Linked DNA regions of Mus musculus: regions 2, 3, 4 and 5 are each linked to region 1. A link is a loop called in an ENCODE intact Hi-C map of the cell type or tissue named here. Cell type or tissue: left cerebral cortex. All regions are shown on one strand.

Region 1 (5,000 bases):
ACAAGGAAACAACAACGGCCACCTGCAACATACCCAGAGGCACAAACTGACAACTTGCTGATGCTAATAAATACTGACACCTGAAAATGTATCAAATCATATCAGAAACCCCAGACTCACAAGCTTATCAATAAAACTAGATGTAACTCACCTGGGACTATAAAAGAAAGCACACCTAAGACTGAAAGGAAGCAAGCATGCTGATTAGTCACCCTGCCACTCAGCACAAGCCTCATCCAAGAAAACTGTGCAGTACAGGACTCCTGCCTCTGTCCCTGGGCTCCAGCTCCAGAGAACTTTCTCCTGCCCATGACATTCAGCCAGCAAGCCAAACCTCAAATGGCCTGCCATTGGCTCTGAATTGTACAACCTGCACCCACACCTGTAAGTAAGGCTTCTTTTCTGAGTCCCTCCATACATTCTCTTACAACTGTAGTAACTCTCTGCCTCCAGCTTCAGGACAGCTTCTCTGAACCCTGAGGCCTTGTTAACCCTTTCATAGACATTCTGCAGCATGATTATATAAAAAGCAAAAAATGGGACCTGAGAATTAATACTAGTAATTAAGATTGGAATCCAACAACCAGTGATTTGGGGCTTATGAAATAGCTCTGTGGGTAAAGTGCTTTCTGTGTAAACATGAGGACTTGGGTTGGGATCTCCAGTAGCTTCAGAAAATCAGGTGTAGTGTGGTGTGTCCTGAGACCCTAGCCATGGAGTAGCAGAGACATGTGGAGTTTAGAGCTGGCCAGCTTGTCTAGATGATCAGCAGGCTCCAGGTTCAGTGAGAGACCCTGTCTCAAAAAGTAAACTGGAGGCTGTAGAGATGGATCAGCAGTTAAGTGCACTGGTTTGATTTTCAGGACCCACATGTTGGCCTACAACCATCAGTAACTCCAATTCCAAGATATCCAATACCCTCTCCTGACCTCTCTGGGCACTGAATACCCATATAAATAACCCACAGCAAAATACCCATATACATAAAATTAAAATACATTTAATAAAACAAGTTTAAAATAAATAAAATGGAGAAGCTATTAATAAAGTCATCCCAATATCAATCTCTGGCCTCTCACACATACATACACCCATATGTGTGCACACGCGTACAACACACACACACACACACACACACACACATGAGAGAGACAGAGACAGAGAGAGAGAGAGGAGAGAGAGAGAGAGAGAGGAGAGAGAGAGAGAGAGAGAGAGAGAGGGAGAGAGGGAGGGAGAGGGAGAGAGAGAGAGAGAGAGAGAGAGAGAGAGAGAGAGAGAGAGAGAGAGAGAATAAGGAAAGAGAAAGAGAGAGAGAGAACCAGAGACTGGCAATGACCAGTTATCAAGCAAAATCAGCATTATTCAGCAAATTTCAGTCAAGTAAGCTAACATAGCTTGTGATTTTACTGATTATTCCACAAGCCCTGACATATAGAAAGACAAACATGTCTGTTTCTGACATAACATGAACTTCGTCTTCCATCTCAAAGGAAGTCCCTTCTGCTGAACCACAAAGCAGGTTCTCCAGGATCAGGGAGCCAGCGCTATGCCCATGAGCCTCCAGGAGCTCACAGTGCTTTGAGAACCAGTGGGGAGACTTGCAAGGAGGGCCCAGAGGGTCAGACTTAGATTGCCCCAATCCAGCCAACACTTCTCTAAGATGCTGGTTTGAAGTCTTGCTTTGAAGCCAGAATCCCACTGCTTTATTCTGTTCTATTCCAATTCCATTTGCCCTCAGCTGTAAAGAAGGCAATGGTCCCAGAGAGTTGCTGAAGACCCTACAGTAAGAATTGCTGAAGACCCTACAGTAAGACAATTCCAGTATTCACTCCCCAGGTACAAGCTCCTATCAGAATATCTGCCTTAGGAAGGCAGTGTGTGTATAAGTCATACTTTGCCTGCCAAGGGCTCAGCTCTTGTGGATCGAGTTCAGTGAATGGTCTGCAGGATGGGAGAAGAAGAAAGCTCATGTCACAACACAACTGAGGCTTTCATTGCTTCTACCATCCCACCATCTGCAACAAGGAATAAACCAGGCACCAAGGACATGCACATGACATTTTCAGAGCATCCTCCCGCATCTCTATGGCCTCGCTTCCATAAGCCAAGTCAAGGAAAGGAAGAAATGATGAAGAATGAAAGGTAGTGTTTTGAAGATGTATTTGTGCCTGCACTTGTGTGTGTGTGTGCTCGCGCACATCATGTGTGTGCCTACATGAGTTTATGTGCACCATGTAAGTACAGTTGCCTGAGGAGGCCAGTTTATGTGCACCATGTAAGTACAGTTGCCTGGGGTGGTCCAGTGGCATTGTGTCTCTCCCTATTGGTCCTCCTCCCTCCCTTCTCTTTCCCTTGCGTCCCTGCTTCCTAGCACAGCCCCGTCCCCTCTCCCCTCTGTTCTTCGTGTTCAGGCTTTACCCCACTATTCTCCACTCTTCTGAGAAGTATGGGCACTACTTTGGTGGCGCTGCTAACACAGTGAATCTTACTCTCGTTTTCACATGTGGGGAACCGAGGCACAAGACGCCGGAGCCTGAATGGTGGAGGCAAGCTACTCTGCTCCCTCCCTGTTAAGCACCCTGCAGTAACCTTTCCCACCCTCCAGAACGTGACCTTTTCTGCCCAGAGGGAGTCCCGAGTACTTCGAGTAGCAACAGGAAGATTTATTCTGACTTCTGATGCAGAGTAGAGTTGCAGGGCCAAAGTTGGTATTATTCAGAGTACGGGCAAAGTCCTAGGGCTGTGACCACACCATCTGGTCTCACGCCAGTCACGCCCATCTTCAACCCGCGCCCAAGCATCTTGACCCCTTCAGGGCTGTCTCAATGCCACCATCGCACCATAGTGGGTTTTGAGATCTTGGGCTGGCCAGTTGCCCTAGAAAAAAGAGGAGGGGCATCAAACCGCATCCAGACGTTCTCAAGTGGCAGCGTTTTTTTTAAATCATCCAGCCCTGAACCCACAGATCCTGGGCTCTTGCTGCTCTCTGGCGGCAGAAGCCGGGAGCCCGGAGTCCCGGGGAATCGCACCTTGTATGCTCCGCTAGGGCAAGGGCAAGCAGAGAGTGACCGCAAGTCCAGAGAGAGGAAGGGAGGCAGCGAGGAGCGCTGGGGCAAAAGCCGGGGTGCAGGAGAGCTGAGGAAAGGAGGATAAGGGGACAGCTAGGGCAGAGGACGGTCGTGAGCACCGGCGAGGACCCCCGCAGCCGCTGGACGCGCGGAGCCCCTTCGCTGGCTCGCGCCGGCCGCCCCCTCCTCCCTCCCCGCCGCCCCTCCTCCGTCCCGCCCCCGCGCAGAGTCCCCTGCGCTGCAGAGGCCGCCGCCTGCACTGACGCTCCCGGAGGAGCCACCGCTCGCCAGGACACGCTTGGAGAGGGGAGCAGGGAGCAGGGAGCCGGCCCCGGCCCTTGTTTTCTTGTGACTCTGCAGCCACCGCCAGAGCCCGTTCCCGTTGGGACCTTCACGGCCTGGTGACCTCCGCCCCGCTCTCCCTGCAGCACCGCTCCCCTGCGGCCCCTCTGCCGCGGGAACTTGGGCAGGACCGACGGGACCGGCGCGCGGGGCTGGCTCGGGCGCTGCGGCGATGCCCGCGGGCTCCCTCCCCGCCACTTGCTCGCCCTGTGCCTGGGCTCGGGCCCCGACGGCTGCGCCGTGAGATGACTTTCCGCGACATCCTGAGCGTCACTTTCGAAGGACCCCGGGCGAGCAGTAGCACTGGGGGCTCCGGCGCGGGCGGCGGAGCTGGCACGGTTGGCCCCGAGGGTCCGGCGGTGGGCGGCGTGCCGGGTGCCACAGGCGGTAGCGCTGTGGTGGGAACCGGCAGCGGCGAGGACAACCAGAGCTCCACGGCAGAAGCGGGGGCCGCGGCAAGCGGCGAGGTGAATGGCTCGGCGGCCGTCGGGGGGCTAGTGGTGAGTGCTCAGGGCGTGGGAGTGGGTGTCTTCCTAGCCGCCTTCATCCTCACCGCTGTGGCGGGCAACCTTCTCGTCATCCTCTCCGTGGCCTGCAACCGCCACTTGCAGACGGTCACCAACTATTTCATCGTGAACCTAGCAGTGGCTGACCTGCTACTGAGTGCAGCTGTGTTGCCCTTCTCAGCCACTATGGAGGTTCTAGGCTTCTGGGCCTTCGGCCGGACCTTCTGCGACGTATGGGCCGCGGTGGACGTGCTATGCTGCACTGCCTCCATCCTTAGCCTCTGCACCATCTCTGTGGACCGGTACGTGGGTGTGCGCCACTCGCTCAAGTATCCAGCCATTATGACAGAACGCAAGGCCGCTGCCATTCTGGCTCTGCTCTGGGCGGTGGCCTTGGTGGTATCTGTGGGACCGCTACTAGGTTGGAAGGAACCAGTGCCCCCGGATGAGCGTTTCTGCGGCATCACCGAGGAGGTGGGCTATGCGATCTTCTCTTCCGTATGCTCCTTCTACCTCCCCATGGCAGTGATCGTGGTCATGTACTGCCGCGTGTATGTGGTCGCGCGCAGCACCACGCGCAGCCTCGAGGCGGGCATCAAGAGGGAGCCGGGCAAGGCCTCTGAGGTGGTTCTGAGGATCCACTGTCGCGGCGCAGCCACTAGCGCCAAAGGAAATCCAGGGACACAGAGTAGCAAGGGGCACACCTTGCGCAGCTCGCTCTCCGTAAGGCTGCTCAAGTTTTCCCGCGAGAAAAAGGCTGCCAAGACCCTAGCCATCGTCGTGGGTGTCTTCGTCCTGTGCTGGTTCCCCTTTTTCTTCGTCCTGCCTCTGGGTGAGTGATTCCCTCACTTTAGACCCTTCCCCTCTGGGCGGTCCTTACCTGGAAAGCTTAGATGACCCACAACCTAACTGTGGAAGTTTATCAACTTCCTGTTCTCTTACTAGAGAGAGAGAGAGCGCGCCCGAGGGGTTCTTGATACTAATGTGTTTTCCCTTAAACAGGCTTCTCACTCTTTCTTACCCTTTGTAGATGTTACAAACCTCGGTCTTGCTTTAGTTCCTTGGAAATCTGAGCAAACATCAA
Region 2 (5,000 bases), 250 kb before region 1:
TGGACTAAGGGATTGCATTTTAAACCTTGGTGCTGGGTGTGTGAGGGTGCAGCTCACTACTGTTCACCCTCTTCTGTAATTTTAACCATCATGCACGGGCACTGTTACACATTTGCACACCCAGCACAAATCTCTTTCAAAAGGCTTTCAGGTCTCAAATCTATGCTCCATGCTCTGGAACCTTGCTCTTGCCTGACTGTTGGACTTGAAGCCCATGAGGGAAGTGGATGGCTGTGCCTAGCACACATAACCAGCAGGCTTTAGCTCTTCCATTTGTGTGGGCTGCTTACTGGGTAAATGGAAAGATCAGCTGGCTCTCTGAAAAACCGCATGCAAGGGTGTTAGCTGGAACAGTTGTACCTGAGGCCTGTCTGTCTGTCTGGGGGAGGTGAAGCAGAATCACGTCCCATATCCGTTTCAGCTTTTCTTCTAAAGCCTTTAACCACAGCACGTTGGTAGAAGTAACTATAGTCACCCTGTGTCTATAGCACATCGAGTTTAACAAAACGATGTCTTTAAGCATCGTTCATTTAAGGCACTGGGTGTAAACAAGGTAGATGTTGGCCTGCGCCACAGCTGAGTCCAGGAGAAGCTGCATAAAGACAGAACACTTATGGACTCAGCACTTTCCTCCCATGGACTCACACCATAATCTCAGATTCTTTTTTTCCCCATTGACAGCCTTTCAGTGAAGGGTGAAAAGAGCCGATAATGTTTTAGCTACAGAAATCTCCTGACGTCGCTAATGAACTCTTTTCAATTGCTTTAGGCTCACTTCTAATGGAAATCTTTCTTGATATATGTATTTATAGCCCTATTCACCAAGACCCGTCCACCAAACCCTTCCACGCACATATAATTATCCATCTAATTACTGTTACATGGTGTTGTTATCAGCCAGGCTCTGCTGCGCTGCACAGGATGAAGAACACATAAAAGCACGGCCATGAGTAAAGCTCTCACTGTGTTTCTGCAAGCCTGGGAGCTGGGCAGAAAAGACCGTGACTTCTCCTTTGCCACAGGGATGCCTTGTTTCTGTTTGGCCGTGCACTTGGGGACGTCGACGGTTGATGTCCAGAAATTTCAGGAAAGGAAAGGGTGGGCTGTTTTTGGCAAAATGAATTGTTCCTGTCAGTTAGGGCTGCTGGATAACAGATTTCTGCATGGCCGAGAGCAGGAGATCTGAAGTTGTCAATCCAGGCAAGGGGTGAGTGAGATGTGGTGAGCTCCTGCTCTTTTTTTCAGGGATAGACCTTGGGAAGGAGGCTGGGTTCAGAGTAGAAACTCGGTGCCCTGTGGACAAGGTGTTCAGACACCTTAAATAGCCAGATAACTACTGATGGTGCCCATGGCTTCTTAGACACATTCCCAACTGTCCAGCCCTCTGCCTTGGGTGGACTTCCCTCACAAGTTCCCCCAACTACCTGGCATGGCTTAAGCCAGGGGAGCTGTGATAATTCACTATATGCCAACTTGATGGGTGTGCTAGGCATTTGGTCTCACACTGTTCTAGGTGTTTCTATGATGGAACCTGGATGAGGTAAACATCTAAATAGATCAAATAAATCAAACTGCCCTACTAATGTGGGTGGACACCATCAAATTAGTTGTGCATAGAAATTGTGACCTTCATTGAGGTAATAGGAGAGTCCTACTGCCTGATGGCTTTCAGGCTTAGATATCCCAAGCCTTTTCTTGCCTTGGCACTTCATTGGAAATGAAGTAGTAGTAGTTCTTCTGGTCGAGTCTCCTGCCCTTGGGATTGGAACCGCCCCTTTGGATCTCCTAGTCTTTAGTTTGTATTGGGAAGATGGCGTGAATCTGTTCAGTTACAGATATGGAGAAAATGAATCCGTTTTACTCCACAAAGTAGAATTCAAGAGTGTGTGTGTGTGTGTGTGGGGGGGTGGTAAGGGACAATCAGGAGGAGCGCTGGGGACAGAGAGCTGATAGCAACTTGGAAAAAAGCGGGTACATGAAGAACTCAGTCTAGTTTGGACCTCAGACGGACTGCAGTAGGCACGACTTCTGCGGATACCCTTCTTTCTCACACTCCAGCCTCTCTGTTGTGGGCTAAGCCAAGAGTGAACCTACGGATCCCATCCAGGATGCTCGCGCTTTGTGGGAGGAGGATCAGATGCCGCCGCTAGGCGGCGCTCCGACCACGGGTACCAACTGCATAGTGCAAAATGTTCTCAAAGTCCTGTCTAAGGCAGAGCCTGTCAGCTCCGCCTGTTCCCAGTCCTCCTACCCATCGCTGCTCTTCCTGCCTAAGTGGAGGTGTGGTGTTGGAATCTAGATCGCGTGGAACCTTAGGACAGGGCATATCTTTTTACCCTGTTGGAAACCTGGCTGAGGGATTGGTCCTGTTGGATTCCTGAGAGCTAGCAAATATAGACAAAGTTCTCTGTTTGGGTTATACTCTCCCCGCAAGCCCACTTGACAGTGGCCTCCTCCACAGAAAGGCTTACCCACGAGTAGACCCTCTGCACCTCCGCAGATTTTCCCATCTGTCTTGGGAAAACACCGGGTAGAAAACACCAGAGCCCCTGTGGATCAGTGATAGTTTCTCTCCAGACGAACTTTAGAGTCCACGGGCATACAAGAAAGGTAATTAAGGAATCCCTATATTCAGGCCAAAGCTGGCTGCACAAGTAAGTCTGTGTAATGTTGAGTGTTGCGCAGAGCTAGAAACTTAATAGATGAAGAAGGAAAAGGGGAAGGGGCGGGGCAACTAGTGTTCCATACTTCGGTACAGGAAATAATCCTAGCTAGGATCACCCTAGTAATCACCTATAATCCAATCAAAATCAAACGAACTGAGCTGAGTCCAAAGAATCAACCAAATGGTAATTTTGAATGGCAATCAGCTTCTTTAAACAGTGAAGGGCTCCATTCTTCCACGTTCAAAACTATGAAGTTACGGAGTTTGTGGTGTAATATGGAGGGCAAAGAGCAGTAACCTGGAGGCACTGATCTGCCCTTGCCCATATGACCCAGACCGGACAGTTTACCCTCTTACACCCAGGACACTTCCTCCCATCAGAGAGCAAGAGAGCATTTATATCAAGAACGAAGAGTCGAAGAATCGTTGACTGTTTGCCCATTGCATCCGTAGAAACAGGAAATGCCCAGGCAACTCAGTAGCTCCTGAACTGAATCAATCACAGTTGAGTCAGCACTGTTGAGAACATAGCGCCTCTCAAAACCTAAATCTGTCCAGTGCTCCATCAGCAGCCAATGCTGTGCTTTAAATTTAAACAGGAAAGGCAGTGTTTGGGGTCTTTGGGGTTGCTATAACAAAACACCACAACTGTGTAGAACTATAAACAACACACATTCTCTCAATTCTTGAGGCTGGGAGGTCCAAGATGGAGGAAATGGCAGATTCACTGACTGGTTTGAAGGGCTGGCTTGCTGGCTCATAGTCAGGACCTTCTCAGGGTCTGTTCACTTGGTGAAAAAGGCTAAATATCTTGATGGCTTCCCTTTTCTACAGCATTAACACCAGTCAGGAGGACTTTTACCTCCCAACTCCCCTCACAGTTCAAAACTTAACACAAAAAATGTAGGTGTGTGTGTAAGCACAAATGTTTAGGATACACACAGCAGACACTCTCATTAGAACAAGCAAAGTCTAAAGCTCAAAGCATTTTTATTTCTGCTTGAAGATTTTAAGATTCTGTACATTTTTAAAGATTAGCAATTATAAAAAGCTTATTCTCAGATATAACAGAATAAAGCTAGAAACCAATGTAAAAAATATCTGGATAAATTCCCCTGAATATCTATAAATTAGACGATATATTTGTTTGTTTTGAGACAGGGTTTCTCTGTGCAGTCCTGGCTGTCCTGGAACTCACTCTGTAGACCAGGCTGGCCTCAAACTCAGAAATCTGCCTGCCTCTACCTCCCAAGTGCTGGGATTGAAGGCATGCGCCACCACTGCCTGGCAATATATTTCTTTATAACATACAATGAGGAAAAACAGGCTAAAGATGAATTAAAGATTACTTTGAAAAAGTTAAATGCTCAGATACAATCTATTGAAACACATAGGCTGCAGCAATCTCAGTGACTAGAATTTGTAGCAGTGTAGTGTAGTGCAGTGTAGTGTAGTGTAGTGCAGTGCAGTGCAGTGCAGTGCAGTGCAGTGCAGTGTAGTGTAGTGCAGTGTATTGGTGTATACCCTAGAAAGGAAGATGTGGATCCCATCAGCATGGGAGCCTTTAGAAAGAAGAGAAATTTAAATCTAAAGCAAGACAACCCCCCCCCAATCAAACCAAGCAAAAAGCAACAACAACAACAACAATAAAACCAAACACAAGTGAATAGAAAAAAAATCGATAAAGTTCGTGTCTAGCCTGCTAACTATGGAAAAAAAAACCCACCCAAATTGCCAATATCCAAGATAAAAGAGGGGTCATTGTTAGTGATGCCTGGATGTTGTACAAATTACTGAGGACCACTGTGGACACCATCATGTCCACAAATTTGATAACTTGGACGAATGGACCACATACTTAAAGGATATTATAAAAACCCATTTAAGACAAATTGAAGAACATAATATCCCTGTTCCTGTCAAAGGACTGAGTGAAGATCCTGTGCATTTTAATAAAGATCTTATTTAGTTTCGAAAAAGACCTCACATAGATGCGGCTGGGTACACCATCACTAAGTAGCTGAGCCTGACCCTGATCCTTCTGACTCTACCTCCCAAGCATGAGGCCAGCAAACCCAGCCATAAATAGCTTAGAAATCAGATGTTTTCATGAGTTGAGAAGGGGAGTGGGTGTGGTGGCTCACACCTCTTTAATCCCAGTGGAGGCAGAGGCAGATGGATCTCCATGAGTTCAAAGACAGCCTGATACATAGAGTGAGCTCCAGGCCAGTGGGTACGAAATCCTGGGACCTCCTCTCAAAACAAAACAAGAGTTGAGAAAGAAGGAAAGTTCCTTAAAGGCAGGTTTCTTTTAATGTTTCTATTTGGAAATGTT
Region 3 (5,000 bases), 210 kb before region 1:
AAATCATGACTTTTGTTGTTGCTGATTGGGTGGAGAAATGTTTCTAATTTTGTGATCCAAGTCCTCACTTCATGTGTGATAAAACTCCACATGTTCTCCCTGTGGAGTGTATCAGTAGGCATCAATCCAATGTGTAGAAACACTGATATTCTAAGGAGGTTTGAATCTGGTCTCTGGGAAGTCCAAGTTTGAGGCTCCTCCCTTGATGTTCTGTCAATGGATGTCAATGGATTCTTTGCCCATCTACTCAGTGGCAACACAGAGGCACACATTGGTGGAGAACTCACAGAGGAGAGTCTGCAAGCCAAAGAGAGTCCTGCTTGCCACAGTAACCTAACCCCCAAAAGACAACGCCCTTGGAAGACAGTCCAGGGTTGGCAAGATGGCTCATCTGTGAAAGTCACTTACCCCCAAGCCTGTGACCTGCCTTTGCTCCTGCTTGAATTCCTGTCCTGGCTATCAATGATGGACCATGATGTGGAAGAGTAGACCAAGCCCAAGAACACCCCCAAGCTGATTTTGATCACTGTTTTATCACCACAAGAGGGAAGCAAACTAATACAATATTGGTCGTATGGAAGTTTTTCCTTTATTCTTTCCTTAAGATAGGGATTTGGATGTGGTCTAGGATGGCTGCAAGCCCACAATTCTTCTACCTTCAGCTTCCACATTCTGAGAGTACAGACCCACCCCACTATACTGTCTAGTGGCTCTAATTTCCGTGTGTATGCGCGAGTGTGTGTGTGTGTGTGTGTTTAGTAACCCCCACAGTGTCCTAAAATGGCTGTACTAATTTATATTCCCCTCACAGTGCATACTGGTTCCTTTGCCCACTCCCCTGTTCTTGCCAACTTCTGTTATTTTTTGTTTTATTGCGTAGTTGTTTCAGCTGTGGTGACATTCACTCCCAGTGTAGTTTTGATTGGCATTTTCTTGATGGTTAAAGATTTTGAGCATTTTAAGTGTACTTTGTGGGTTATATGTCTGTCTTTGAGAACTGTCACTTGCTCCTGTTTAAGAATCACATGACTTAGTCACAGTTTAATATTTGTAGTCACTGCCTTCCTTCCTTCAGTTGCTTTATTGTTTTTAAACAATGTTTTTACTAATTCATGTTTGAAGCGGTGTGGTCAGATATCAAATGGCTATAATTTCATGCACTCATTTCTGGGGTTTTACTTTGTTCCATTGACCTACATGTCTGTTTTTTGTGCCAGTGCCATGTTATTTTTACTATAATAGCTTTTTAAAATTAAATTTATTTAATTATTCACTTTACAACCTAATATAAGCCTTTCCTTTCCTCCTGGTACTCCCTCAATAAGTCCTCCCCCCATTCTCCTCCCAGCCCCCACGCTGCACATCGAGCTGCTGAGGGAGGGACTGGGCACAGCCTCACCCACAGAGGACCGACAAGGCTGTCCATTTAGGTGTGGGGGATCCACAGGCAGGCAGGTCGGCAACAGGCTCAGGGACAGTCTCTGCTCCAGTTGTTTGGGGGCCCTGCATCAAGACCAAGCTGTCATCTGCTAAATATGTGAAAGGGTCCTAGGTCCAGCCCATGTTCGCTCTTCGGTTGGTGATTCAGTCCCTGGGAGCCCCCAAGGGTCCAAGTTAGTTGACTTCCTGTGGAGTCTTTGTCCTCTTCTGGCCCCTCAATCTTTAGCTCAGATGTTTATTATCAATACCATTAAGCCCCAAACAGGTCTCCTAATGATCTGCAACTTTAACCCAGCGGTTCTCCATCTGAAAGTGTGGGTCTGAGTATTCACACAGTTTCTGCCACTGAAGGGAGCCCTAAAGCATCCCTAGATCCCCGTTCTTACTGCTCCAGGGCGCCTATAAGCTGCTTGCTAGATTATTAGTATGCATTAAATCTTGGTTGCCTCCTAAGATCGCTGGTTTTGCAGTGGCTGTTCCTAGGTTCCTGTGATGCAAGCCTTGCCCACTCAAGAAAAGCCTAGGGAAAATCTGGGAAGGAGAAACAATTCCTTCTTGGCAGTACAGTCCCGATACCTCTAGGGGGCACTGTTGATCCCAGTTGTAGAATCATGAATGCACCAAATCCTTGTGCACCTTTGAGAAAACTCCAGTGCCAGGACAGCCCTGGATGCCAACACACAGCCACTCTGCAGTCAGCCATCTTGTGTTGTTGGATCCTAGCGGCACTTCATCCTTAAATACAAAGCAGTAAAAGTGTGGGAACTGCAATACGGGAACTACATGAGTCACTCCTATCGTGAGTTAATTTCTTGTCCTCCTCGCTAGAAGGTCAAATCCCAGTGTGCTTGGAGCTGGGTGCAACACTCCAAGTAGTTGCATGTGCATAAGGGATACATTGCTTGGTCTTTGGAGGTCCTTAGTGAAGGCCACCGGGCAGTTGGCTGGGTGGCCTTTTCCCTGTCCCCCTAACTGTGAGGTTAGGGGATAAAGAAAACACACGTTCCACAGTGTCTTTAGGGTTACATTAAGAGTAATGTGCTTTCTTCCATGTTTGACACAATGGGGCATTATGAGTGTTCAGAAGCTTGCATGAGTCTGCCTGAGTACCGTGATACTAACTACAATTCTGAAAGCCCGGACTTCCGGTGTAGCCCGTTTCCCGTTCCGGCAGATTCCAGCTTTAATGCTCTTAGTGGCTTTTACGAGCTATTCCCCACTTAGGCTGCTTCTCCTCTCCTAACCCCACAATCTGTGAACCCAGACAGTGAAAGGCTGAGCTTTGAAGGAAAGCCTTCCCGTGATGTGTGAGACACTACCTCCTCTTCTAGCATTAACGATCTAAGGCAGGGGACTCAAATGGAGCATACTGAGGACTTGGGAAAGAACTTGGGAAGTGAATGGACTTAGGAAAAAAAATATATCTTCATTTTCATGAACTTATGGTTTAAGTTTGGCTCCATTATAAAAATGTCAGTTAAAGCCAGTCATAGTGGTCTATGTCTATAATCTCAGCACGTGTGAGGCCGAGGAAACAGGAGGCTAGCCTGAGATACATAGTATCACAACAACAAATAACCAAGGACTTGGCTACAGCTCAGTGGTCGAGTGCTGGCTGAACCCGAGCAGGGCCCTGGGCTGGCTCTCCAGCGCCACACAGGGACATTCTGAGTGTGTTCTAATGAAGTTAGCTATGACTGAGACTTGGTCATCCATAGAATCCATGCATATTTTCATGTCACGTGCCAGTCATCAGTTATACTCCCTATGACTTCAGACTCACATAATTTAGACACACCAGTGGGTTTTGTAGTTAATGAGGAACCACAGAGAGGGTGGCCCATGACCTGGCACTCAACCGTGAGTGACCACAGGTTGTGGTCAGGTGAGTACTGGCACTAGACTGAAACATTGTTAGCGATTTAACAGAACAGTTTAACATCGTTTGAATGAGGTAATAAACAAACTGATACTTGTGTTTCATCTTTTTCTTTCATGTTTTTCATCTCATAAGAGATGTCAGTCTGAGATGGGTGGGAAACATAAATCGGACCTTCCCCACAGACTGAAAACAACCCACTTAATGAGGAGGACAAGAAGTGAACTTTAAAAATGCATTTGATAACTGTACTTTGACATGGTTAGATCCTTTGTATCGATACAGTATTTCCTGTGACAGAGGCAGTCAGTTTCACAGAGTGCCAGAAGCCAGGGTGTAGAGAGTTCAGTATTAATTCCAACACTGTTCTCTGTTACCTGTGCATTGCCAGGCCGGTCCCAAATCCATTCCTAGATATAATGACTGCTTTGAATCAATTTTGAGGATCAAGATCATTGTTTCCTTCTTTCACTTAAAAACATCTCTATTTTGGGACTCCAATCTTCCTTCCTAAGAGCACAGACTCCCATATTCATGTTTAGAGTTGGAATGCCAACGAGTTCCACGGTCCACAGGTTGTTGGCATTTTCTGGCTAAACTCCTAATCCTTATCCCTGAACCGCTGAAGCGAGTTGGGTGTCCACGAGGGTGATTTCCATTGTAAGATCAGAAAGTTATGAATTGAGCACACCGAGGAAGCACAGGATTTCTCATCTTTGTTGCTAGGCTTTTGTAGCCAGTGTCTCCATTTGTTTTATCTTCATGTTTCCATCAGGCTGGAAAGTTCTTATCTGATTTTGCTTGAAATCCAACTTTTCCATTAGAGGCCTTAATGTACTGCACACTGTCATGTCAGATTCTGTCTGATAGCTTTAATATTTGTGTCATGTCTAATAATGCTTCTTGGTAGTGTGCTTTTTCTTCTTGCCTTTTGTATGCATCATAAAAAGATGTGCATATTTTGTAAGCAATATTGTTAAAGTAAAAGGTCAGATAGCCAAGAAAAAGAAATACAGGTCTGCTTTGTCCAAGCAGGAGTTCAGGGGCGCCCAGTGTCCTTGCTCTTAGATCTCCTATCTTGTCTGAGTGCTGGATCAGAGGCACAGTCTTCTGCCACATCTCCTACCTATGATGAAGACATGGCTCACCTGTTCTAGTTTCATTCTGTTGCTGTAATATGACACTCTGACCAAAAGCAAATGGGGAGGAAAGGGTTTCTTTCATCTTACACTTCCAGGCCACAGTCCATCACTGAGGGAAGCTAGCAGGAACTCAAGGCAGGAACCTGAAAACAGGAATCGCATCACAGCCAAGGAAGCAGGAAAGGAACCATGGAGAACGACACTTGCCAGCTGATCCACTTGCTCATGTTTAGCTGCACACACTTCAACCATGACCCCATAAATTAATTGTGTTAGTGTTTCAAAGGTTTGGTTTTGTTTTGCTTTGTTTTGTTTGAATCAGGCTTTCTCTGTTTTAGCTCTGGCTGTCCTGGGCTCACTCTGTAGACCAGGCTGGATTCAATCTTACAGAGATCTGTCTGCCTTTGCCTCTGGAGTGCTGAGATTAAAGGTGTGTGCCACTACCTTCCGGAATGTTACAGAGTTCTTACACTGCCAAGTAATGCTTGCGAATCTGAAGAAAGAAACAGTACAGTGGACAATCTCATCTGCCTGTTATC
Region 4 (5,000 bases), 100 kb before region 1:
GCAGGTAGACATGGTGCTGGAGTTAGAGCTGAGAGTTCTATCTTGACCCACTGGCAGCAGGAAGAGAATGCCACTGAGCCTGGACTTGAGCTTCTGTGACCTCAAAGCCCACCTCCTAGAGATGCACTTTCTCCAGCAAGACCACACCTCCTAATGGTGCCACTCCTTATGGTTCAAGTATTCATGCACATGAGTCTTTGGGGGCCATACCTATTCGAACCCCCACAGATCTGTATAATAAAAACTTAAAGACATTGAAGAAAGAACTTGAAGATATCAGAAGATGGAATCATCTTCCATGATCATGAATCATTAGGATTAATACTATGAAAATAGCCATCCTATCAAAAGCAATATACAGATTCAATGAAGTCCTCATCAAAATTCCAGCACAATTTTTCACAGATGGGAAACAATGATCAGAATATGCTACATAAAAATATTTTCAATATAATACAGCTATTATTTTTCAGCTCAATAGCTAGCTCAGTCCATATCCTTTAAGTTAGAAACATCTTAAAGTATGGTACCATGTTGCCTAGCATCCTCGTACTGTAACAAAGACCTAAGAGAATCCCCTTACTGAAGGGCTTGTTTTCAGCACCATTTTAGGGGGGTTGCCCATGATTAATGGCCCTATGGCTTTGGCACAATGTGTGGCAGAACAAAAACATTTTCCCGTGGTCTGGAAGCAGATGAGAAAAGGGGGAGTGAGGCCACACTATCCACAGAGACATGAGGACAGAGACACAGCTGCAGGCCACCGCCCCTGGCAGACAGAGAAATCCCTTTAACACCTTCAGAGATCTCAGTTCAGGCCAGAGCCAGATTCATGGATCTGACACTGAAAAGAATTTCAGGACCACCAGGTACAAGAAAGCAGATCGAAGATGTATGAGATGTTAATGATAGTGAGAGAGAGAAAGGCATGCAAGTCAAGAAAAGGGGTACCCCAGAGCATCAACGTGGTCTCCTCATAGCCTCACAGAGAATTAGGTAGGCCCAAGTATGGGCATAGACTTGGGAAAGGAGGGTTGCAGAGAATGAGACACACCAAGTGTGTGTCTGAGCTGCTCAAATGAGAATCACAATTAATAGTTTACAGAGCATTAGCCACATATACCATTTTAGTGGCTCTCAAGTTATAGCTCAGCAGGTTGCTAAGAAACTCTCCCCCTCTCTTTTGATAGGTGAGATTGTGGGATGACTCCAGAGGTGCCTCCCATAGAATTATAATCTGACCAAGTAACAACCAAAAGCCATGAGTCTCACCTTTCACTCTAACTGGCATTTCGGGTGGTTCCTAGAAAAGTGCATGTTTATGCCTAGGAAGGCAGAGAGACCTCCACTTCACTGCTGGTGAGAAGCTTCCACCAGACTCCAAGCTAAGAGACTGCCTCGCCTTCTCATCTCCCCAGTTTTCTGCCTTTACATCCTAAGTCACCTTCAGGGGTGCACCTGCTGACCTACAAACTTCCTCACATGCTTCGCCTCCTAGAACAGTGGCCTCAACCTGTGAGCTGCAGCCCCTTTAGGGGTCACATGACCCTTTCACAGGTGGCACCTAAACAGAAAACATCAGATATTTACATCATGATTCATAGCAGTAGCAAAATTACAGTTACAGTAGCAATGAAATAATTTTGTGGTTTGAGGTCACCACAACATGGGGAACTATATTAAAGGATCACAGCATTAGGAAGGCTGAGAGACACTAACCTAGAGGGTTACCCACCTCTCCGCAGCTCCAAACAAAGGTCCATTCCTGTAGCAAACTCTAGCAAGCACTTACAGGCAAACAAAGCAACAGATTAAAGAAAATTAAATGTCAATGATATCTTCAAGAAGCCAGAAGGCAGAGCCTTGAAGGTCTTATCATTGAGAAGTTATGGATGCCTAAAGTAAGGATGACTGCTTGATTTGATCATCTTCACAATATACACATGTGCCAAAATATCACAGCGCTTCCCATAAACATGGCTAATAATTGTATTAAACATGGGTAATCATTGCATGTGACCCAAAAATAAAATTTAAAACTAAGAGTAGACATAAATCTCCTGGTTTCATCTGCCCACACACCAGGTTTCTGGTGGTTTACCCTCAGCCTCCTTTAGCTCTTTGAGGGGGAAGCCCTGCCATTCCTTGATGTGGAACTCTCCAGGTCCTGTGGACTTAAGAAGTCTTCTCTGGCCTCTCCGCTCTTTCTCATCCCTCTGTTGCTGGAACCTTTGTCTCCTCCATTTTCCCTTCTTCTCAATTCCTATGCTTGTGACAGTTTTAAGAACATTTGGGAGACTCAGTTAGGTAATAAAATATCTACAGTCTCCTCTTGTGGTGATTTTAAAAAGGAAAGGATTCAGGAAGCAGCTAACCTGAGTGTGGATAGTTCCCCCTAAGAACAGACAGATGGCACCTGGGCTCACTTATAAAAAGGAAGATATTTTAGTTACTTGAAAGCAGAGGGGAAAAAAAATAAAGCCACGATTTTCTTGCCCTATATAGGATATAATTGTTTCCTCGGTGCAGTGGGTTGTGGCAATATGTGGGCAGTGAGTCACACAAAGGCCACTGTCTCAACTTCTTTGTAACTTCTTTAGGTGTTTTTTTTTTTTTTTCAGCTGTTATCAAATCCTAAGTTTCAAAAAGAAATGTCGATCCAAAAGGAAGAATTCACAGTTATAAAGCTGTTTCATGCCACATGAGCATTTCAGGTGCCCCCCAAAAGTGGGGCCAACAGCTTCTGTGCCTCCTGCCCTCCCCCAGTGAGTGCCCCAGGTTCACTTATTACTTTCATTCAAGCAAGGGCTATGGAGACTGTGGCACGATAACTGAATCTCAAAATGCATATGGGAGGATTCTGCAGGTCTCCAGTAGGCAAAAGATCATTAGGGTGGGTCTATCTGCCAGTCCCCGCCCTATTGAAAAGTGCAGGTCAGGGAACCTGCCTTCCAAGGGCTATGAGCTCCAGAGATCCTGGAAGGGCATTTGGAAGTCACAACTCAATTGACAGAAAGCTGCATTTTGTAACCACTTGCAGATAACCTTGGGTAGGACATGGGCTCCCCTTCATTGCATCTTGACACAAACATAAAGCCATAAGTAGGTGGACACTTCTGTCTCCCTCTTCCCACCAGCCCCGTGTCTGGGATATTGTAGGCCACACCACAGCTCTCCTGCCTTTCACTAACTGCTTTCCACCCTGTCTTTCCAGAATCCATCTTGTCAAAGAGCTTGTATCTTTTGGCCACAGTTCTGAACAGAACTTTAATGCAGCTTTATAGCAACATTATAATTATCTCAGAAACTACTTAATAGTTGTCATTTTGATCAAAGGGAAACCAAGAGAAAGACATCAATCAATACTAAGTTGGTGGCTAGCAGAGAATCAATAAGGCCTGACTCACGGTGCCTTGTTCTGAGTTCAGAATACCTTACAGGTTCTGTTCATCTGGGCAAGCACTGCTCATGCCTGCTTTTAATAGTTTGTACATCCCTTGGGGTGATGACCAACCCAAAATTTGTTCAAGGTGTCTTAGGGTTTTACTGCTGTGAACAGACACCATGACAAAAAAAAAAACAACAACAACAACAACAACAAAAAAAACAACAACAACAACAAAACAAAACAAAACAAAAAAAAACCCTCTTATAAGGACAACATTTAATTGGGATGACTTAGGGATTCAGTCCATTATCATCAAGGCAGGAACATGGCAGCATCCAGGCAGGCATGGTGTAGGAGTACCTGAGAGTTCTACATCTTCATCTGAAGGTCACTAGGAAAAGACTGGCTTCGAGGCATCTAGGATGAGAGTCTTAAAGCCCTCTACACTTCCTCTAACAAGACCACACCTACTCCAACAAACCACACCCCCTAATAGTGCCACTCCGTGGGCCAAACATATTCAAACCACCACACAGGGACAGAACCTGACATGGAGCTCCTTGTGTCTCCATCAGCAGTCAGTCTATTTCTATTCAGCCTGTGTCTCAGAGACACCATCAGAGTCTCAGACACTGCCAGTTTTGAGTCCCAGGGTAATACAGGGGCATAATTTGCTATGGCCACACCTGGACAGGGAGCACAGCTGTGCAGCTCAGCAAAATGGCCATCTTCTTCCTCAGATTGGCTCACAAGAGCCCATCAGGAATGGGCCTGTGCACTGCAGGTATTCCATCAGAAAAGAGGCAGACAGAGGAATCATTTACCCCCTCCCCTGCTTTGGGCTCCCCCATCCCCTAACAGGCAATGCCAAATTCATGCACTGTAAGTCAGCTCATCAGGTCCTCAGGTTAAACTGTGGTAGAATCCCTGGGATCTTTTACAAGTAGACATCACTCTCATAACAAATGCACCTGAACAATGGACAAGAAAAACTGCCTGGGACTACCCGCCAGTCCCCACCCTCATGAAAAATACAACTCAGGGATCCTGCCATCCCAGGGCTGTGGGAAATGAATCCCTAGCCTCTAGAATAGTCACAGGGTCACATGGAGACAGATACTAGAACAAAGGGTTGGTCCTAAAAATCCTTGGCACATAACTCATAAGCCCAGAGTCTGTCATCATTGACAGCCAGTACCTTAGGATTTGAGCACACTGGTTTCTAAAGCAGCACACACTCTTTCTCATCTACCTCCCACCTCCATTTCTGGACCCCCTGCTCTGTGCACTCTTTCTTTAAATAGTCTCTTTTGCAGAAGCTTTTGAGGAGGGAAGGGAGGTGGATGTAGACAGTACAAGGCAGGTTTAGAGCGACTGCATTTCGACAGAGCCAGAGTGGCCACCCACAGCTCTGCTCTAAGCTGGGAGTTGAGCCACAGAGAGCAGCAGTGGGGAGAGTTGATGGCTTCTACTGAGATCCTGAGTATAATTATCTGCTTCTCAGCATCATCACCAGCTGCTCTCTCAGCTTCAGCCACTTCCAAAGTGTGGTCGGGACAAAGTTGGTTTTACCATGCTTTTCAGACATGCACAAGTAACCAGAAGGTTTATT
Region 5 (5,000 bases), 390 kb before region 1:
AAGGAATCCTCAGATCATAATGATGTCTATTGCACAGGCTGCAGTGGGTCAACTCACTGACAGCTTGCTTTCTTTGTTTTGGCCAGGGGTTACTCCTCTTGGTCTGATTTTGGTTGTCTGGGACAGAGCTGCTGATCATGCATAGGAACACAGATGCATAAGGAAGGCAGCTTTCTCTTGTGTTTCCCAGTCTTTCAAGTTAATGATCCCTGGGAGGCAAGAGTTGGAATCAAATGGCCTGACCTAGTCTTTCTTACTTTCTAGTGCCCTGAGTTGGCACCGTTCCAGACCAGATCTGCTCCCAGAAACTGGCTGCTGATTCTGAAACCAGGGAGAGAAGGAGGCTAAATTGGAGGAGAAAAGGAGAGTGGACATGCAGTCAGGGGTCCCAGTCTCTTACATCACTGTCAAAACGTGCTGTTAGGAACTTTCCCAGTTTCACCCAGGGACAATGTACCCTCTGCTCATTCTAATAGCATATTAAATGTCAGCCCGTATACTATGTAAAACCTTTTTGTGGTATGACCTAATTCTCACAAGGAGAAAATACTTTTGTCCAATCTTTGTAGCTTGTCCTGGGATTCAGAGATATCAAAGTAATTTGCCCTAAGCTGCATGTATTAGGTGGCCAATTCGAATTCAACATTGATTCTGAGAGCACACACCAATAACTGAGTTGCATTGACTGTGAGGAGTTCAGGGGCAGGTGTTGCTAATGGTGTGTGTTGCTGGGGGCATGATGGCTCCTTAGCTAATAGAAATCAGGGCTGTTGAGGGATTTCCAGAGAGGTTAAAGCAGTGGTTCTCAACCTGTGGGTCATGGTGCCTTTGGGGGGGGGTCACATATCAAAGGTCCTGCATATTTTATATTATATTACAATTCATGACAGTAGCAAAATTACAGTTATGAAACAGCAAAGAAATAACTTTATCGTTGGGGTCACCACAACATGAAGAACTGTATTAAAGGGTCACGGTATCAGGAATATTGAGAACCACTGCATTAGCACAAAGGGATGTCATTGAGACTTGGAAGACTGTCAAGGTTATCTACCCCAGGGTCCAAAGAGCTGCCAGTCTCCGGGGATCTGCCCCACTCCCCTTCATTACCATTCTAGCAGCTGTGGCATCTTGTTCCTGAAGCTACAGTGGCCACTGTGGAAATCCACCCTGATCTGAAGGCCAGCATCAGAGTGTTCCAACACCAGGGTCGTTGTCTGTGTTGACCAGGGACATAGAGAGAGTCCTACAGCATAATGGGTCAGGGCTGTCACCTAGATGAAGATTTACTATGGGTCCCTGGGATATCAGAGTAGGCATGCCTCTGTCACTCATTGTAACAACCTCAGACAGGCTCAATGCTCATGTTAGACTGTTTAGCTCTGGGGGGCAACACTGGTGTTTATCTTAAAAAGAAAAAAAAAAAACAAAAACAAAGGAAGACCCAAGCTCTTCCAGTCTAAGAACATACCCCGTCATGTATGTAGGACGCACAGGGGCCTCTCTGCCCCATCCTTGTGAGCCCTGCCTGTCTCAGTCCTCCAGTGGGTAAAGCACAAAGCTTCTAACTCCTCTCACCCCAATGAACTCAAACCAACTTTCTCCCAAAGAAGTTCAAGTACAAAGTAAATATTCATTGGTCTTCCGAATAAGCACCGTGGTGTCAGACTACCTTGTGGTAGTAGAAATCTTAAATAAGAGTAATAGCATAAAAGACATTTAAGAGTGAGCCCTGACCCCCCCCCCCCCAACCATTTTTTTTTTTTTTTAATGAAAACACAGGTTTCTTGAGACAGGACTTAGTTTCATAGGCAAGGGCTTAAAAGCAGCAACAAAATTCCCACCAGTTAGCCCCAAAGTACCTACCATTTCCCAGTAGCATCAGAGCATAGGAATACTGAGGCAGCTAGGAATGAATGAGCGGGCGCTCCTAGCATCCCTCCCTGCCTGGGACAGGAGGGGGTGGGGCTGGAAGGGAAGTCACAAGCCACTGCTTGGTCTGGGAAATCCCCGCCACATACCTCGGTTCTCTGCTACTGTGGCCTCTGAAGCTTGGAGCCCTCACTTCTCCGGAACACCTTCCCTCGGCCACCACTCAGCTATATAGGCGCTGCAGGGGGAGGGGGCCTCTCTACCGAGCTCCAGCCCTCCAAATAGGGTAGCCCTTCCCTCCACAGCAGGACCAATCAAGGGCTCCTGCATCACTCCTCCACCCTGGAAGGTTGGAGCCTCTTGTTACTCTTCACTGATAAAACCACGTGAAGATCTCGATGTTAAGACCGGCCTGGGAAGAACTACAGCCTGGGCAGCTTCCAGTGCCCACAGCCAAGGGGGCTGAAGGAAGCCTTGCTGGGTACATCTGTTGTCCTGCCCCTTAAGACCAGTCGCCAGTGACAAGGGGCCTCTTTCAGGCAACCTCATGGGAAGGGACAATTTAGAAGGACTGCCATTTGTCTGGACCCCCACCCCCATCCACCATGCCATGTTGCTGGAGCCCCCAAAAGTGGAAAAGTCACCACTTTCTCCTGGGTATGTGGGAAAAGCAGGACTGAGTGAGGAGGGAGACAAACTTGAGTGCCCGGGACTTTGGGCTTTTTTGGGGTCCCTAGGGATACTTGAGGTCAAGGTGAGCCCTAAGGCCAATAGGTTACAGATCTGTCTATATACACAGATGACGGCAGTAAAAATGTATTCCTCGAGGGCCTTCCCTACTGCGCAGGTGCAGTGGGGAGGGGAGCCAGAATCATGCCCCCGGCCCCATGGCAGGAAGCTCACAGGTACCTGTGACTGTCCCAAGGCCTTAAACACAGGGACTTTCTGGAGTGTTCCTCTTGTGATCACTACTGGAAGATGAAGTTAAAAGTGAGTTCTAGAGGTAAGGATAGGTAAGATTGTCTCAAAACAGAATGCAGCCTTTGTCTTCAACGGAACTAAATGAAGCTGCCTTTCCTGTAATGGGCAGCAGATGGCACCAGAAAAATCTACAACGAATTTTCAGCCTGAAGGTGGACTCGCCAGCTAGCTACCCCAACAGAACTAAGAGCTATTGAAGTTGTGTTGAGGACTTCTAGCTGTGCCCCCACCTCACTGCCACCTTTTTGCCTTTGTTTGTTTGTTTGTTTTATTTTAAAGGTTGATTTATTTCCTCTCTTAGAAAGATGTTTGCATTTTTTTGTAGACTTACAGACTTTCTGTGCATGTGAACAGACATGGCACAAAGACCGCCATTGTGAGGATTATTTGCAAATTAATTCAGAGAAAAACAAAATAAAACAAAAATTAAAAATGTCTAACGTTTTACTACTCGAAGACAATAATCTGTGAAATTTTGTTGGTTATATACACGCTTAAGGACATAATTAGGGTTTGCTGCATGCAGAACTGGAAAGGACCCAGAATCTTCTAGTTTAGCAACTCTGTACTAACCGTGACACAGGCTCAGACAGGTTCAAGGCCACTTAGCCTAGAGGCAATGCGTTCTGGGGCCTCATTCCTCCGTACTGCATCTATGAACCATCCCTGCTACCGCCCGCCTCCCTTGGCTTTCCAGTCCTTTTCTGAGTAGGGCTTTGACAGAGGGTGATGGGAAGCAGCGCCCAAACTGAAGACACTGCAGATTCCTCTTGATTATTAACAAAGGGCTGTTCTCAGAGGCACCAGGAAGGGTAGAAGACAGAGCATGCTGGAGAATAAAGAGGAATTCTAGAAGCTCAGGTGCTAACAAGACAAATTAGAATGTGAACCAGATGCAGAGTCTGCACATCTGGCCCTGCCTCACACATGGCCTCCCAGACCTGCCTCAAAGGACGTTGAAGAGGGAGGCTTCTGTACAGGAGCAGGGAGATCATAGCCAAGGGCATTGTCTCCCTGCCCAGACAATGGCAGGAAGGCTACCTAGGTGTAATGGACCATCCCTGGGATGTGGGTGTTCCGGGATCCCACGGGCTCTGGTACACATCTTGTGAATGTACAAATATTAGAAATTCAAGTATGTTGAGAAGTGACAAGAAAAAGGGGTAACTCCGGTATGCACAAGTGGGTCTTTATTTGATAAAGTCTTCCATTTGATTAGATCTTCGGTTAGTTAAGAACACTTAAAAATAAATAAAGCGACCATCAAGACCCAACCTCCGACATGAAATAAACTCTCCTTCAAAAGCTTCCTGTGTGAGATCACTCTCTGCATTGTGCCAAGGAGGAGAATAGAATGGCTTAGCCCCTCCTCTCGTCCCCTCTAGAGTTCAATTAATTAATCTTATTTCCATGCTGCTCTCAACCATTCAGACCCCCCAAGCTTCTCCGACCTCATAAGGATCACATTCCACCATGGATCTCAGCAAAGATACTGAGGTCCCTGGCCTCTGCTGAGCCAGCCCTCTCTCAAGCCTCCTGTGACTCCAGCCCTATGCAGCTCGGTGAACTAAGCATCTACCACCACCCTCTCATATGCAACTCCCCAATAATACCTGTCCCTCCTGTATCTGTCAGCTCCTGACATTTGGGGGGGACCCCACTGGGCAATGACTAAGTGTCCTGGTTGCTCACAATCCATCGGATCCTGGTTTTCCATGATTTTGCTTCAGGTCATGCAGCCTTTCTTTAGAGGAGAGCTGGGCAGCCATATTAGCCAGTTTTCCTGTTTCCACCGTGCTCAGTGGGTCCCATCTGCTTCCTTGGCCTCACAAACCAGGCTGTGATGCTATTGCTGCTTCTTTAAAAGTCCTTCCAGCTCAAGTGGCTTGGATGCTGAGCATCCCTGATTGCCAGGTGTTCAGTACTGGGTCGTTATTAAGGTCCCACCTAGGCTGGATGTGGATTTTCCCCTTCCTGTTTATGAAAGGTCAGTCTGCAAGGGTATCCATTATCTTCTTCACCTCACTCTTCTCCTCCTTATTATCCAACTCTTCTCAGGCTAACCGGCTCTGGATCTGAGGAAGGACTCTTTAGCATGCATCTAATTTGCATTCTTTTGCCATTGTCACAGTTGACAATGACAATTG

The links. A loop is a pair of places that touch in the nucleus more often than their neighbours do. Peaks named below come from ENCODE experiments on the same cell type or tissue, not always from the same donor. Only the 100,000 strongest peaks of a DNase experiment are listed, where the experiment ranks them.
Region 2: a loop joins it to region 1, with 8 times the contacts of the local background. A loop is called at or near these places in 19 of 42 quality-filtered maps.
Region 3: it touches region 1 in a loop (10-fold over the local background); 15 of 42 quality-filtered maps call a loop at or near these places.
Region 4: it touches region 1 in a loop (8-fold over the local background); 8 of 42 quality-filtered maps call a loop at or near these places.
Region 5: a loop joins it to region 1, with 6 times the contacts of the local background. A loop is called at or near these places in 13 of 42 quality-filtered maps.

What each region holds. Positions count from the first base shown.
Region 1 is chr2:131,560,824-131,565,823 of GRCm38, reverse strand. It overlaps Adra1d (adrenergic receptor, alpha 1d), which reads left to right and starts at 3,327. Exons shown (of 2, transcript NM_013460.5): 1 at 3,327-4,748. The coding sequence starts at 3,656. It overlaps Gm14285 (a long non-coding RNA gene), which reads right to left and starts at 4,048. Exons shown (of 3, transcript XR_374988.3): 1 at 3,964-4,048; 2 at 3,030-3,135; 3 at 1,371-2,877. In left cerebral cortex, a CTCF peak has its summit at 2,994; DNase peaks (open chromatin) are centred at 3,411, 3,923, 4,272, 4,500 and 1 more place; H3K4me3 peaks cover 2,492 bases; H3K27ac peaks cover 2,426 bases.
Region 2 is chr2:131,810,102-131,815,101 of GRCm38, reverse strand. No RefSeq gene overlaps it. Among named protein-coding and RNA genes, the nearest start is that of 5330413P13Rik, 35 kb to the left of the region's middle. In left cerebral cortex, a CTCF peak has its summit at 2,162; DNase peaks (open chromatin) are centred at 267 and 2,172.
Region 3 is chr2:131,768,108-131,773,107 of GRCm38, reverse strand. No RefSeq gene overlaps it. Among named protein-coding and RNA genes, the nearest start is that of Gm30986, 30 kb to the right of the region's middle. In left cerebral cortex, CTCF peaks have their summits at 530 (motif pointing right) and 2,018 (motif pointing right); DNase peaks (open chromatin) are centred at 52, 540, 795 and 2,040; H3K27ac peaks cover 6 bases.
Region 4 is chr2:131,664,583-131,669,582 of GRCm38, reverse strand. No RefSeq gene overlaps it. Among named protein-coding and RNA genes, the nearest start is that of Gm30986, 73 kb to the left of the region's middle. In left cerebral cortex, no CTCF peak of the experiment used is centred here; DNase peaks (open chromatin) are centred at 2,451 and 4,816; H3K27ac peaks cover 3,005 bases.
Region 5 is chr2:131,947,937-131,952,936 of GRCm38, reverse strand. The region is part of intron 3 of Prn (prion protein readthrough transcript); the gene reads right to left. It overlaps Prnd (prion like protein doppel), which reads right to left and starts at 2,076. Exons shown (of 2, transcript NM_023043.3): 1 at 2,022-2,076. In left cerebral cortex, a CTCF peak has its summit at 2,955 (motif pointing right); a DNase peak (open chromatin) is centred at 2,972.